Regions from separate parts of the Homo sapiens genome. Here region 1 is linked to region 2. A link is a loop called in an ENCODE intact Hi-C map of the cell type or tissue named here. Cell type or tissue: endothelial cell of umbilical vein. All regions are shown on one strand. Links, peaks and the distances in the headings refer to the core of each region. The heading gives the core; the rest is flanking DNA. Region 1 has its middle 22 kb from the start of KTN1-AS1. Region 2 has its middle 15 kb from the start of TBPL2.

The links. A loop is a pair of places that touch in the nucleus more often than their neighbours do. Peaks named below come from ENCODE experiments on the same cell type or tissue, not always from the same donor. Only the 100,000 strongest peaks of a DNase experiment are listed, where the experiment ranks them.
Region 1: it touches region 2 in a loop (13-fold over the local background); 9 of 110 quality-filtered maps call a loop at or near these places.

What each region holds. Positions count from the first base shown.
Region 1 is chr14:55,554,095-55,562,431 of GRCh38, reverse strand. No RefSeq gene overlaps it. Among named protein-coding and RNA genes, the nearest start is that of KTN1-AS1, 22 kb to the left of the region's middle. In endothelial cell of umbilical vein, for the core only: no CTCF peak of the experiment used is centred there; a DNase peak (open chromatin) is centred at 5,051.
Region 2 is chr14:55,451,155-55,459,491 of GRCh38, reverse strand. No RefSeq gene overlaps it. Among named protein-coding and RNA genes, the nearest start is that of TBPL2, 15 kb to the right of the region's middle. In endothelial cell of umbilical vein, for the core only: no CTCF peak of the experiment used is centred there; DNase peaks (open chromatin) are centred at 441, 4,741 and 7,861; H3K27ac peaks cover 846 bases.

The sequences.
Region 1 (8,337 bases), core at 314-8,313, 100 kb before region 2:
TCCAGAAATGAACAATTCATAAGTTTTAAATTGCATGCCCCATTCTAAGTAGCATTATGAAATCTCATGCCATCCAGCTTCATCTCACCCAAGATGTGAATCATCTCTTTGTCCAGCATATCCACACCACATACACTCCTCACCTGTTCGTCACTTAGTAGCTATCTTGGTTAATAGATTGAAAAAACATAGTTTGGTTGACCCTCGAACAACATGGGTTTGAAATGTATGGGTCCACTTACACGTGGATTTTCTTCTGCCTCCCACACCCCTCAGACAGCAAGACCAACCCCTTCTCATCCTCCTCCCCTTCCTCCTTAGCCTACTCAATATGAAGAAGGTGAGGGTGAAGACTTCTTTTATGATCCATTACCACTTAATGAATAGTAAATATATTTTCCAGTTTTTGTGATTTTCTTAATAACATTTTTTCTCTAACTTACTAAGAATACAGTATATAATATATATATATAAACCTAAAACAATGCATCTTAATAGGTAGTTCATGTTATCAGTAAGTTAAATTTTAGAGGAGTCAAGTTATATGTGTGTGTGTGTGTGTATATATATATATATATATATATTTTTTTTTTTTTTTTTGAGACAGAGTCTCGCTCTGTCACCCAGGCTGGAGTGTAGTGGTGCAATCTCGGCTCACTACAACCTCCGCCTCCTGGGTTCAAGCGATTCTCCTGCCTCAGCCTTCCAAATAGCTAGGATTACAGTAGGCACACACCACCACGCCCAGTTAATTTTTGTATTTTTAGTAGAAATGGGGTTTCATCTTGGTCAGGCTGGTCTCGAACTCCTGACCTCAGGTGATCCACCTGCCTTGGCCTCCCAAAGTGCTAGGATTACAGGTGTGAGCCACCGTGCCTGACCATATGTGGATTTTTGACTGTGCAGGGGAATGGGCACCTCTACCCTTCACATTGTTGAAGGGTCAGCTGTATATATAGGGTTTAATACTATTTGCAGTTTCAGGTGTCCACTGGAAGTCTTGAATTGTATCCTCCACAGACAATGAGACTACTACACACATGTGTGCTTAATTGAGATATAATTCACAAACCATACAATTCACCCCTTTTGAAGTGTACAATCCAATGATTTTAGTATGAGTTGTGCAACCATCACCACAATTTATGAATATTTTTATCATCACAAAAAGAAATCTCATACCTATTAGCAGTCAATCCTCATTTTACCCCAGTCTCCTTACTTGGAAATGACTAATCTACTTTCTGTCTCTATTGATTTGCCTATAGAGACAAATTGATTTATGCCTGGGGCACCATCACCAAAAGAAGAGGAAATGGATGCAAGCCTTCCCAGAACAACAGGTGAGTACCACAGCATGCAACTAAATAAACTGCATCTCACCTTCGGAACAGAGCTTGGTGGGTGGGGGAGTCTACTACTTAATTGGAATCAGCTGCTGCAGTATTAATTCATGGTCATCCGATTGGGCTCAATGACCTACCTGTGCCCTAAAACAGTCATGTTCATCTTTTTTTCTCTCCATGACTTAGTAGTTTCTTGAACATAGTGAGTGTTCAGTAAATAGTTTAATTGACTAGAATTTACTCCCCCAGGTCAAACAAATTTTCAACCCATATTGTGTAATTAAAAAGGAGACCTTAGGTAGTGTATTCTTGACTAACAGAATAAACAAAAGTAAAGCTTAGAGTGAATAACTATGCCACTTAATATTAGTCAAATGTCCATTTACAGTAGAACCAAGGAAGGACTGTCTCAGCGATGACAGAAACAAAACTCAAATTCCTTGAACAAAGAAGGGACTAATTTATTGCTTGATGTCACAGAAAAGTCCAAGGAGAGTTTGGCTTCAGGCACAGCAAGATCCAGAGACTCAGGAATCCCTCACTCTTGCTCCCACCCATGGCCCTGCTTTCCTCTGTCAGCGTCATTCTCTGGAAGGCTTTCTTTGGGAGTTTCCACCAATAGATTTAGGCTTTCACCCTATGAGATTAGTAACCCTAGCTAAAGGGGGAGATCTCTTTCCAATAGTTCTAGCAAAAGTCTGGGGTTGATTTGAATTTGGTTGAGCTTTGGTCACATGCCGACCTCTGAAAAACCACTGTGGTTTTAGGAGGAAGGACTATGTCAGTTTCTGAGGCTCCAACTACATACGTACTCCTGAAGCCAGTGATGGGGTCAGCTCCCTTCTGTGTCATATGGACTAAAAGTGGGAAAGAGGTTATTGCCCAAAGGAAAACTGGAGTAATGTTACCAGAGAAAGAGAGAACAGACACCAGGCCGCCATCAAGTACAGACGAGCACTGTAGCAAGCAGCTGAGTGAAATGCATCTCATCTTCATAACAGAGCCTGGGCTCTCCTTTACTGGAATCAGCCAGGTGCTGTATAAAATGCACAGGAATCTGACCTACCAGGGCTCAAAACCAAGCTCTGAGCCCAATTGTTGTACAACCTTGGGCCGCTTTGCTGACATCTCTGGAACTCAAGTTCCTCATATGTAAAAAGGAGGGGAATGAAAGTTACCACTCAGGGCTATTGCAAAGAGTAAGTGAAATAGATTTACGAGAGAATGCAGCTATCATAATCATGTGGTTAATGCTCACAAAACATCTTCTCTTCATTGTTCTCTACTTTTAAAACTTGCTTTTTTTTCTAGAAAGAGTCTCGCTCTGTTGCCAGGCTGAAGTGCTATGGTGTGATCTCAGCTCACTGCAACCTCCGCTTTCTGGGTTCAAGCAATTCTCATGCCTCAGCCTCCCGAGTAGCTGGGATTACAGGCACATGCCACCACGCCCAGCTAATTTTTGTAATCTTAGTAGAGATGGAGTTTCACCATGTTAGCCAGGCTGGTCTTGAACTCCTGACCTCAAGTAATCCGCCAGCCTCAGCCTCCCAAAGTGCTGGGATTACAGGTGTGAGCCACTGTGCTCAGCCAAAAAACTTGCATTTTAAAGAAAGTTTTCCAGAACTGGGCTTGTTCCATTCAATAAGTAGATTGAGTTACAACTATGCACTTAGCTTCATGTGACACTGAAGGGAATATGAAGAAGAAAGAAGACAAATTCTGCTTATACTCTGATAGGACGACCTCTGCTATTTTCCTTCTGAAGCTTTGCAGAGAGCAGTGAATTGTAATGAAAGGAGATTTGGGAGTAAAGACTCCGTGAGGTATTGAAGTCTCTAGGGGAACCTCATTATAGCATTCCTCTTCCCAGCCTGGATTCTGAACAATTTGAGAAATAAAAAGCAAATGTGAAGCACACTGAGGCCAAAGTATCACCTTTAGAACCAGTAAAGATGAATTGGAATTCCAGGCATGGCAGGCCAAGGCAGACATCATCCTTAGAGGCAGAGTCCCTGGAGGGGAAGAGGAAGGAGATAAAGCTGAAGCAAGCAAGCCAGGGCAAGTCACTTTGACACCCCAGGGACAGAAAGGGACCAGGAGTATGGTCAGCTGCAACTAGGAACTGGGGAAAGATGTTCCCGCATCACTGGTTTTTTCCGCTCCTCAGATGCGTGACGTTGGATGAGTCCATTAATCCCTCTATCCATTATCATCTTTTCTAAACCAAAGGATTTTACTAGATCATCTCTGAAATTTCTTCCAGGTCTACAGTGGTATGATTATATAAATTACTAGACCCATAGTAAATCATCTAAGAGCTCATATGACCTTATTTAGAAAGGAAATTACAAATCTTTTACACTTGGATCTGGAATTGCTTTTGTAAATGTGAAGCTACTATGAGTTGAATTACACTTTTGTTTCAGAGATTGACTTTATGAAGATCCTTAGGAAGTTTTAAAGTTGAATAAGATTCTTCTTCTTACCTTTAATCATCACTTTTACATCTCATTTGTGGAGAATCAAAAGTCACTGGAATCAAAAGTCACTGACCCACAAAGTGTCTTCCTCTTGCAAGATGGGCAAATGGATCCACAACAACATAAAACCCAGCATCACACTGACGGTTACAGATCTGTTTCTGCCGGGTTGAGTCTCCTGGCCACCAGAATCCCAGAGCTCTCACCCAGGCTGAGATGCAAAAGCCACAAGCACAGTGGGGAGAGAGGAAAATAAGAGAAGGAGCCCATGACTTTGAGATGTGAAATAAAGGAGAACCAACAATACTCTGTGCCTACTCATGAGCACCTCGGTGTACTCCAGAACTTTCATTTCAAAAAGTTAAATAGGAACCTTTGTCCAGAGATTGGCTCAGATGTTCTCATTAGATCTTAGCTTGAAGCCTCTTCTGCCAGTTCCTCCCTGTTTTTATAGTAAGTCTCATAAGGCATGGTCCTGGACCCACAGCCCTGTATCATATGGAAAAATGATGCAGGCCGGGCATGGTGGCTCATGCCTGTAATCCCAGCACTTTGGGAAGCCAAGGCGGGTGGATCATTTGAGGTCAGGAGTTCAAGACCAGCCTGGCCAACATGATGAAACCCCATCTCTACTAAAAAAAAATACAAAAATTAGCCAGGCGTGGTGGCGAACGCCTGTAGTCCCAGCTACTCAGGAGGCTGAGGCAGAAGAATTGCTTGAACCTGGGAGGCAGAGGTTGCAGTGAGCCGAGATCATGCCACTACACTCTAGCCTGGGCGACAGAGCGAGACTCTGTCTCAAAAATAAATAAATAAAATAATTAATTAAAAATGATGCGGAACAACAATGAGTTATGTTCAACTCATTGAAAAGTTGTGTTGCCAAGAGTGTGAGTATGGTTGGAAAGATTAATGAAAGGTTTGTGTTTCGGTTTGTGGCTTTGGTCACTGCTTGCCTCTCTGCCTCTTAAGCTGCCCATTCGATTCAAATTAAGCAGTGTTTCTCAGACTGTGCCTGCCAGCATGCTGTACATGCAGCTGCTGCCTTCCATCCATCACAGCCTAACTTACCCCCGCTCCAAGTTCCAGGTCAGCCTTTCCTGATTGCATTCCTTGTCCCTGTCATGCTTCAAGCTGCCCTCCTTCTGGCTATTCATCACCCAGCAATTGTTGCTGTTAGCTGTCTTTCTCACATGACCAGTCCTGCAAAGTGTGCCAGACAGGAATGCCAGTGGGCTGGCTGCATGCCAGGATGTTGCCTGGAATTTGTTAGTGCTCTTAAGCACCATGGATAAATGCCGCTGGTGAAACCTTGTGTGAAGTCAACTTGCAATATCTAAGGACATCTAAGGCCCAGCTCTTTGTCTACGAAGTTAGAAATCATCCTTGAGTCTATGTCTGAGCTGCCATATGAACTAGTGCTTAAATATAATACAGGCTCTTGAGTCAGACTACAGGGGCCTTCCAGCAACCTGAGAAGTTACTTTAGCTCTGCTCTGTTTCATACCTCCAAGAGTCATTTTGGGGACTGCATGAGTTAATGTATGTAAAGCATGTAGAACAATGCCTGTCACATTAAAAGCCCTATGAGTGTTTGCTATTGCTATTTTTCCACTCACTGCTTATTGTGCTTAGATTGACCACTTCAGATCATTTATTTATTCCTTTAATCAATACTTACTGAGTGCCTATGATATTCTGGGCATTATGTACAGTGATCCATTTGCTTTACGGTAAGCTTTGGCATGGTCATCTGGAAATCCTTTTGCACTCTTGGTTGTACTTATTATGGAGGCAGTAAGACCCCAGAGAAGAAACCACTGACCAGTGCTGATCCTTAGGCAGCCTGTCTTGAGGCTCCCATGCTCCCAGAACAGCACAGAAAGAACAGAGGCAGACAGGGGTCAGTGAAAGAGACAGTGTGAATTCAAGCAGATGTTGGCCCCTTCCCCTAATCCTCTTCTATCTGGAACTTTGAGGTATTTCCACGCAAGGGGGAGGTTGAAGGGAGAATAGGGACAGAAGAAGGTGGAGGTATGGAGAAATCTTGCAAATGACTAAGCTTAACTTTATGCCAATATGGTAAGATAAAAGTTCAAAATGGAATTAAATTGATTTAGAGAAAATCACTAGGGTAAAGCATATAAAATTGCTGATATCTGACAATTTTTGACATGCAAAAACATCAAATTGATGTTGTTCAACCTATAAAAGGTGCAATATTTCATGTACCTCCCAAGTTCGCAGAAAACATTCATAGTTGCCACACCTGCTTTAAATTTTTCACTGTCTTAGAAAAGCTCAAATATAAGAAATCTTCATCAAGACTTTCTCTCCTTAAATTGAAAACTAAAGACAAATTTGGGAACATGGCTACCTGTGTTAGAAATTTGATGAATGATAGCTCTGAAGCCTAGATAACAACTGACATGTGGAAGTCTTACTTATTCACCCTATAAACCAACATCAACTGATTAGATTTCCTTTCTTTAGTCCAATTTCTAACTGAATCCCAGTAATACTCCGTCACAAAATAGGTTTATTAAAAAGCTCAGCAATATTAGAGCTTTCCAGAAATTTTCAAGGATCAAAGTAAATGGTAGGCTGCATTCCTGCCAATTTCTTCATCCTCACTAAATGTTTAGGTATAGTCTCATCTGGTTGGCTACAGAGAACAGTTACTTTTTTTTTTTCTTGAAACAGTCTCGCTCTGTCACCCAGGCTGGAGTGCAGTGGTGCAATCTTGGCTCACTGTAAGCTCCCCTTCCCGGGTTCACGCCATTCTCTTGCCTCAGCCTCCCCAGTAGCTGGGACTACAGGTGCCCACCACCACGCCCAGCTAATTTTGTTTTTGTATTTTTAGCAGAGACGGGGTTTCACCGTGTTAGCCAGGATGGTCTTGATCTCCTGACCTCGTGATCTGCCCGCCTCAGCCTCCCAAAGTGCTGGGATTACAGACATGAGCCACTGCCCCCAGCCCAGGCACATTTTTTAAGGGTGACTCTCTGTATCACCAAGACTATAGACAGTCCATCTAAAATGAATGCCAATGCATGTGTTACACATCTTAAAAACAAGTGTACCCAATGTTCAAGCAAATTCTCCATCTAGAAATTTACTTGAAGAAGATAATTAAAGACATACATAAACATTTAGGTGCAATGGTTGTATCAGTCAGAAAATAACTAGCACATTCAAACCAAGATAATTAGAGTGGTGTTCATTCATAAAGATGTGGAGGAGTTGTAGAAAAACTGCAAGGGATAGTGCAGGTGCCCAGGGCTAGCAGCAGCAGCAAAGCTATTGCCACCCTTAGGCCCAAAAGAAAGGGATGGGTTCTGAGAACTGGGAAGGAAGTATTGTATGGAGGTGGCCACCTTGAGAAGAGTGCTCTTCAGTCGAGGAGTACAGCCAGCTCTAGGAGCCCTCATAAGGAAAGAACCAGGGGACTGACACTCTGATCTCGCCCTCCTCCCTCCAATCTCCTGCTGGGGAGAGGTATTGCCTGAAGCTGACCGGAAGTCAGAGGGCAAAGGAACCAGTTAATGTAATCCCTGAAGAAGAGTAGAGCCGAGAGAAAGAAGGAAAAGGGTAGAAAGTGGATATGGAGGAATGAACAAGAGAGATCTGGCATAAAGATGTTCATGGAGCACTGTTTATAATAACATAACATTGGAAATAATCCCAAACTAGAAGGAAATATAAACAATTTAAGGTATATATACCAAGTGAAGTGCTATGCAACCATTCCAAATATTGATGCAGAAAAGCTCACAAAACTGTATAATGTGATTTACCTTTTCTTAAAATAGTATGTATGTATATAGATATGTGTTTTTCTATGTATTTACATACATACACAATAAATGCACACACATTCATAAGAAAAAAAGACTTAAAGTACGGCCAGGCACGGTGGCTCATGCCTGTAATCCCAGAACTTTGGGAGGCCAAGGTGGGCTGAGGTCAGGAGTTTGAGACCAGCCTGACCAACATGGAGAAACTCCAACTCTACTAAAAATACAAAAAATGAGCCAGGCATGGTGGCGCACATCCAAAATCTCAGCTACCGGGGAGGCTGAGGCAGGAGAATCACTTGAACCTAGGAGGCGGAAGTTGCAGTGAGCTGAGATGGCGCCACTACATTCCAGCCTGGGTGACAGAGCAAGACCCTGTCTCAAAAAAAAAAAAAAAAGACTTAAAGCATATAAACCAAGATGTAAATAGTGGTTATCACAAGGAGAGTAGGATTATAGGTAATTTTATCTATATATTTTTTTCTTTTTGAGCAGGAAAAGTTTAATGTAAAGAATTATTGACTGTAACAGGGCAACAGAGAAACAAGGAGTTGGCTAGTTAAAAGTAAACAGAATGCCAAAGAATCTGAGAATGGCAGGTATGAGCAGCCACAACCCCTACGTCTGAGATCAATTACCCAGGAAGAAGCCCTCTCAGAGCTCAGATCTAGATGTTGGAGATGGTACAGCTGTGGTTTAGTAGCTGGCAGGGAA
Region 2 (8,337 bases), core at 209-8,208:
ACAAAAATTAGGTACCTGATGTAAACTGTTTTAATGCTGTTGCTGCCCCTCTCTGAGGAAGAATTAATACTTCCTCTCCGCATTGACATTTTGCTTAGCCAATGAAATGTGAGTGGAATTGACTTGGCTCACTTAAAAGCAGAAGCTTTAAAGAGCCAGCTTATTGTTCGCCCATGTCCTCTCTCCCTCTGCTACGAGAGCAGCAATATTCCAGGTAGAGGCTGCTCCGTCAGCCTGAGTCCCTGAATGAAGGGGATATGGAGCAGAACTTCAGGTGATCCTGAAAGGACACGTGTTATGAGCAAGAAATCAACCTTTATTCATGTTAGCTACCAAGATTTGGGTGTCATTTTTTACCATTGCATGACTCAGCCTATTCTGACTAATACAGAAATCACATTGTCCACCCTATATTCATTTCCAAACACTAGCAACTGTTAATGAACACAAATAGAAGTCATCACCAGAAGCATAAAATTCCCTCCACAGAATGTCTAGAACAGTGATGGCAAATTGACTTAATCTCTCATATCAGCTCTAATGAACTCATAACGATGGCCTGAGTCAACTCTATAGAGAACGGTTCTGAAACCATGACCTTGCCTGGCAGGAAAGAGTTATCGTATTTATTAGTATGTTTCCAGTAGAAGGAGGGGTAATAAGCTGTCCATCCCTGGCCCATGAGGCACAACCTGTCCTCACTATCATTTCTGTTTTTTTCTGATTTTGTACAGGAGGCATTGTTTTTTAAATATACCCAGAAATAACAGAAACTAGTGCATAAAACATTTAGGCTAATAAATAATTTCATTTAACTGATGAAAGGAAGAGAAAAAAAGTGTTACTATCAGAGCTGACCACAGAATTCCTCCTCAGCAAGAGAACTGTCTTTGTTAGAAACATCTCTAGTGGACTTTTTAGTTATTAAGATGGCCCTCTAGACCAGGCCTGGATGGTTGGCCTGGGGAGGAAAATAGTGAAACTTTTATATCAGAAATGCACAGTGATTTTTGGAGTTGGAGCTGAATGAGCCATGAAGAAGCAGGGAAAATCCCAAGAAGAGGGCCAGAAGGTGTCCCACTGCATGGCAGGAGGCTGTGGGGAAGGCAGGACACAGGATGCGCCCTCAGAGGACAGAAAGGCTGAGGACTTTTGAGAACTGGGATGGTTGAGTATGCAGTTCAAAGTGTTTTACCCTTCTATTCTGTAATCTAACATCCCTAACCATGACCACACATGCGCACACATACAAACACACAATTATGGGTTGAATTGTGTCCGCTGAAAATTCATATGCTAAAGTCCTAACCCGCAGTGCCTGAGAATATGATCTTATTTGGAAATAGGGTCATTGCAGATATAGTTAATTAAGATGAGGTCATAGTGAAGTAGGGTAGACCCCTAATCCAATGTTACTGTGGTTATACAAGGAGGAAATCTGAACACAGACACTCACACGGTGACAGCCATATGAAGACAGGAGTGATGCTGCCACAAGCCAAGAAACTACCAGAAGCTGGAGGGGAGACCTGGAACAGATCCTTCCCTAGCACCTGTTAGAAACAGCATAGCCCTGCAGACACCTTCATCTCAGGTGTCTAGCTTCCAGAACTGTGAGACAATGAGACAAGAAATTTCTATTGTTTAAGCCTCTCAGTTTGTGTTACTTTTTATGGCAGCCCTAGGAAATTAACACATATGCACATGCACAAACATGAATGCACACACACTTATGCACACATATGCACGCACACACACATGCACACACTCATACGCACACACACTCATGCACAGACACATGCACACATGCACACACACTCATGCACACACATGCGTGCACATACACACACCGGTGCCCAAATCTTCATTAAAGCTTGCACCACACGCACAGCCATGACCAGTGGCAGTCTGGAGACTGAGGGGTTTGTATGGGAGTTGAGTAAGTACATAGGCTATGCAAAAGGAACGAGATATGCAGAGGCAGAGCCCAGAGTAGATGCCAGAAAGGCAGTGGAAGCAGAGACTCGTGGCAGAGGGAGCACAGGTTCCTTTCACATGCCCCACTAGCAAGAATTCTCAGAGCTATTGGGCAAGTATTGAGACGGAGCAGGGACCCCTCTTAAGGGCTTGCAGCACCCTCCTCCACCCCCAACCCCAAGCAGGGAAATAAAATCTTGAGTTCCTTCAAGGGAATTTACAGTCACCTAGCTAGCCTTGACAAGTAAATGAGCAATTTGATAAGCAAGACGGTAACAGTAGCTTAAAACAATAGCCAAGGAAGTTAGAGTCACACGAATATTTGGTTCCCAAGAGAAACTAAAGATAACACCTTAGCATATATTCTTGAGTTGTTTTTCAGAATTTGGACCTCCACTAAATGGGTACACTGGTACAGAGACCTCTGATAAGGGGGAACTGAGGACTGAACTCCGACCGCTGTTCTAAACTTCTTTCTGAGGCTCCGGAGGTGCCGGGATTGCAGACGGAGTCTGGTTCACTCAGTGCTCAATGGTGCCCAGGCTGGAGTGCAGTGGCATGATCTCGGCTCGCTACAACCTCCACCTCCCAGCCGCCTGCCTTGGCCTCCCAAAGTGCTGAGATTGCAGCCTCTGCATGGCCGCCACCCCGTCTGGGAAGTGAGGAGCGTCTCTGCCTGGCCGCCCATCGTCTGGGACGTGAGGAGCCCCTCTGCCTGGCTGCCCAGTCTGGAAAGTGAGGAGCATCTCTGCCCGGCCGCCATCCCATCTAGGAAGTGAGGAGCGCCTCTTCCCGGCCGCCATCCCATCTAGGAAGTGAGGAGTGTCTCTGCCCGGCCGCCCATCGTCTGAGATGTGGGGAGCGCCTCTGCCCCGCCGCCCGTCTGGGATGTGAGGAGCGCCTCTACGCGGCCGCGACCCCATCCAGGAGGTGAGGAGCGTCTCTGCCCGGCCGCCCCGTCTGAGAAGTGAGGAGACCCTCCGCCCGGCAGCCGCCCCGTCTGAGAAGTGAGGAGCCCCTCCGCCCGGCAGCCGCCCCGTCTGAGAAGTGAGGAGCCCCTCCGCCCGGCAGCCGCCCCATCTGGGAAGTGAGGAGCGTCTCCGCCCAGCAGCCACCCCGTCCTGGAGGGAGGTGGGGGTCAGCCCCCGCCAGGCCAGCCGCCCCGTCCGGGAGGGAGGTGGGGGGGTCAGCCCCCCGCCCGGCCAGCCGCCCCGTCCGGGAGGTGAGGGGCGCCTCTGCCCGGTCGCCCCTACTGGGAAGTGAGGAGCCCCTCTGCCCGGCCACCACCCCGTCTGGGAGGTTTACCCAACAGCTCATTGAGAACAGGCCATGATGACAATGGCGGTTTTGTGGAATAGAAAGGGGGGAAAGGTGGGGAAAAGATTGAGAAATCGGATGGTTGCCGTGTCTGTGTAGAAAGAGGTAGACATGGGAGACTTTTCATTTTGTTCTGTACTAAGAAAAATTCTTATCCTGTTGATCTGTGACCTTACCCCCAACCCTGTGCTCTCTGAAACATGTGCTGAGTCCACTCAGGGTTAAATGGATTAAGGGCGGTGCAAGATGTGCTTTGTTAAACAGATGCTTGAAGGCAGCATGCTCGTTAAGAGTCATTACCACTCCCTAATCTCAAGTACCCAGGGACGCAAACACTGCGGAAGGCCGCAGGGTCCTCTGCCTAGGAAAACCAGAGACCTTTGTTCACTTGTTTATCTGCTGACCTTCCCTCCACTATTGTCCTATGACCCTGCCAAATCCCCCTCTGCGAGAAACACCCAAGAATGATCAATAAAAATAAATAAATTAATTAATTAAAAAAAAAAAGAAGTTAAAAAAAAAAAAAGATAAATTTCTTTCTGAGGGGCCTGGAGGAGATCACACCCAAGAGCCAAAACTAACATTATTTTCTGCCGATCCCAAATGTTTAGACAAAGCTCCACCTCCTTAACCAATCACAAATCAGCAAATCTTTGACTCCACCTACGACCTGTGGGTGCCTGCTTCAAGATGTCTCACCTTTTATACAGGTCAAACCAATGTATATCCTGCAAGTTTTTTGTTTTTGTTTTTGAGATGGAGTCTCACTCTCACCCAAGCTGGAGTACAGTGTTGCAATCTTGGCTCACTGCAACCTCCGCCTCCCAGGTTCAAGCAATTCTCCTGCCTCAGCTTCCCAAATAGCTGGGATTACAGATGCATGCCACCATGCCCGGCTGATTTTGTATTTTTAGTGGAGACGGGGTTTCAACACATTGGCCAGGCTGGTCTCGAACTCCTGGCCTCAAGTGATCCGCCCTTCTCGGCCTCCCAAAGTACTGGGATTACAGGCATGAGCCACTGTGCCCGGCCAGCCTTCCTGTATTGGTTTATGATTTTGCCTGTAAGCTCTGCCTTCCTGCCTTTAAAAATCCTTACCTGTAAGCTCTTGGGGAGTTTGGGTCTTCAGCCTGAGCTGCCTGATTCTCCTTGCTTGGTGCCAGGCAATAAATGCCTCACTTTCTCTCGCTGCAATCCCGATGTCAGTGTTTGGATTTTTGTGCCAGGCAAGTAGACCTAGTTGTTTGATAACAGTATTCGGGGTACCTACTGCATAATGTCAAGTGGGTGTCTCTGGTTCAGGCAGTGAGTAGTGTAAGTAACGAGCGATTGAAGGCAAAATGGCTCGCTGCCTGTTTCCGTACAAAAGCAGCCCTGGCAACAATCCAGACTGATCTGTCCTTGGCCTATTCATTATTCTCTGCGCAGTGATAATGAGTTTACTGCTTTGTGGGCTTTTAGGTAAGGGGAAGAGATGAGCTTGGCTTAATGCCTGCTGACTCATAAGACGCAGGGGCCCTGGCCTGCCTCTGATGGGATGCATGCACTTAAATCAGGAACAATTTCTATTTCCTCTCCAGCAAAAACGCTGCGAGGGGAGGCTAGTCAAGCATGCAGAGCTGGAGACCTAGGAACTCTATCTCTGCTTCTGGGGACTGGGGGTAGAAAGAAGGAAAGAGCAGGCACAGTCCTTCCTCAAACCTCCCCTTTAGCTGCTCTACAAACATGCTGCCGCTAAAAAGCATTAGAGCTGCTGCTGATTCCTATCAGGAAGGAATTATACTAAGCACGCCTAGCATTTATGAAAGGCTGCCTATCTTTTGTTAGGCATTATCTGGATGCAAAAGCGAATCAACAACCTTCCACTCCTTAAGGAGTGTGCAATCCAGAAGGGAGTGTAAACAATGAAATGTAGGACAAGGTTAAATGAAACACAGGCCAAATTGTTATGGGCATTCAGAAGAAACACTGTGTCTTAGCTTTGTCTTGGGAGATCAAGGAGGGCTCCACACAGAAGGTGGCATCTGAAGGCTAGGAAGGATTTCCGAAGACAGAGAATCGAAAAATAACATTCTCAGCTGAGGGAACTATAGGAACAATGATACTCAGAGCTTTTTCAGAGCCTGGAAGTGTCATTTGGGAACTGAAGATGGGAAGGTTTATGTTTGTTTGCCCAGGCTCAGGAATTTGTGTTTTATTCTAAACTCAGTGTGGAAAACAATGCAGATTTGCGGAAGCATGGAGTGAGGTAAACTTTACATTTTAGCAAGGTGATCTGGGTTCTAGAAATGTACCTGAAATTTACTAAGCCCCTGAGCATGGCTAGGCACTATACTAAAACTTTTAGACATTGTCTCTTTAGGCAATTGCTTTTAATGTCCTTATTTTGCAGATGGGAAGACTGAGGCTGAGTGAGATTAAACATCATGGCCAAAGTTAACTTCCGTTAGCAGGTCCTAACATCACAGGTTTTGCAGCCAGTACCACTTACAGTTACTGTATCGAAGTCTTTTTTTTTCCCCAAGACCAATGTAAAGATCAAGGCTATATAAGAGGACGCTTTTTTTTCTTTTCTTGAGACAGAGTCCCCCTCCGTCATCCAGGCTGGAATGCAGTGGTGCAATCTCGGCTCACTGCAGCCTCCACCTCCTGGGTTCAAGTGATTCTCCAGCCTCGGCCTCCTGAGTAGCTGGGATTATGGGTGCCCACCACCACACCCAGTTAATTTTGCATTTTTAGTAGAGATAGAGTTTCACCATCTTGGCCAGGCTAGTCTCGAATTCCTGACCTCAGGTGATCCTCCCACCTCAGCTTCCCAAAGTGCTGGGATTACAGGCATGAGCCGCCGCACCTGGCCCCATTTTATTCGCTCCTTCCAATACAAGCAAACCTAGGGATACAACCAGAAAACTGCCACGTGAGGCTAAAATATGCTCTTGCTCCTTCAGAAAACAGCACAAGTTCATCAGCCCAGAAAGTTCTCAAACATTCTCAGGACAAGGGACACTGAGTCCAAAGCCTATACTTTTAGCCACAGCACTATTCTGCCTCCCAGTATACAGTCCTAGTATGGTACTTTTCAGCAGAAATCCCATATGTCTTCCAATATTCTTTAAGACAGTACTCTTGAGGCTAAAATATTCTAAACAAAGAGCTGAGTTTCCAACAAAAAGTGCTTTAGAAAACTGAGTTGCACAGAGAATGGGGTGCATAGAAATCTGGGGCATGCACAGCCAAATAACTTGGGTCTGTAAACATTTATCAGATTATTTTAAAGTGATTTTGCAACATTTCCTCATCAAATGCCTTACAGTTCTGGAAAAGGGCAGATATAAGAATTCCTTTATCACTTGGTCAGGTTTACAGATGGAGACACCAAAGCAATGAGAGTTTTAAGAGGCGCTCAGAAAGTCAGTAATCTCAGCACTTTAGGAGGCTGAGGTGGGAGATCATTGAGCCCAGAGTTTGAAACCAACCTGGGCAGCAAAATGAGACTCTATCTCTACAAAAAATTAAAAAATTAAAAATTAAAAAGTCAATAGCAGGGCTAAAGAGAAATCTAGATTCCTGATCTTGAAGCACATGGTTAAATCGAAAAATCATATCTCCATGGGCATCAAGGAGATAGAAATGGGGATGGAAAAAAGGCACTGTCCTTTCTCTTAAAAGTAATATGCACTTTTATAAAATACTCTTTTTGTAAGAAGTAAAATATAAATGTTCATTGTAGAAAATTTGGACAATACCAAAAGTTCAAAGAAGAAATGAAACCCACCAATAAGCTCGGTACCCAGAAATATCCCCTGTGAATGTTGGTATATTTCCATCCAGGAGTTTATGTGCTGTTATCATTTAGAGACAGACAGCCCTTCCATTCTACTCCATTTTCTGAGAGCAGGAATCTGAAAGGTAGATCTCAATCAATAATTGATGCCCCCACTGCATGCCCAGCACTATGCCAGGCACCATGGGGTCAGAAGGAAGACTGCACTCCTCACTCTAAGAGGCTACAGTCAGTTAAAGAGATAATACACAGACCCAGAATCAGGGAGCTGGCAAGAGCATCATATGAGCAAACTGGCTGCAGGAATTCAGAAAAGGAAAGCTGGCTGGGAGAGGCTTAATGGAGGAAATGATCTGGAGCGGAGGTATGAACAACGTTTAGACTCAGGATTGCAGAAAGAAGGAGAAATGCACTCTGGGGTTGAGCAGGTGGAAGATGGGACAAAAACAGCATGGACCAAGGACAGTTGGCTTGGTTCCTAAGGATATTGGCCTGGGTTTAGAGATTAGAGGGTGTGAACAGAGGCCCTAACATCACAGGTTTTACAGGCAGTGCTACCCACAGTTACTGTACCAAAGTCATTTCTTTTCCAAGACCAATGCAGAGATCAAGGCTATATACGAGGATCCATTTTATTCACTCTTTCCAATTCAACCAAACCTAGGCATGCAACCAGAAAACTTCCACGTGAGGCTAAAACATGCTCTTGTTCCTTCAGAAAACAGCACAAGTTCATCAGCCTGGAAAGTTCTCAAACATTCTCAAAGCTGATGTCCAGGAAGTGCTAGGTCAGGGCATGTGCTATAGGAGGGACCACAGGGGAAATGATCGTACAAAATCATGGCACAAAGTCAAAACCCAGCATGCACCAGCCAAATCCTGCACATATGCCAAAAACTGAATTCTGCCACCTTAGTAACACTGAAAAAAAATATATCCTGGGTAAGAGGTGGTGTGATATCTGAGAAAATCCCAAGGTTGTATCTTGGCAGCTCTATTCCCGGTGTGACCTTGTGCAGTGACTTAATTGCTTTGCCCTTCAATTTCCTCATCTGTAAAATGAGGATAATAGCACCTGCCTCATACTTCTGATGTAAAGATTAAATGAAGTAATGTATACAAAGCACCTTACACCACATCTGGCCATTGAGTAAGCCCTGGGTAAACACTGGTTCCTCTTCTTTTCTTCCCACTAGTCTAATATTAGAAAGCCAGATCAAAAGGGTCAGTGTGATTTGGGGAAACTAAAAAACAGAATA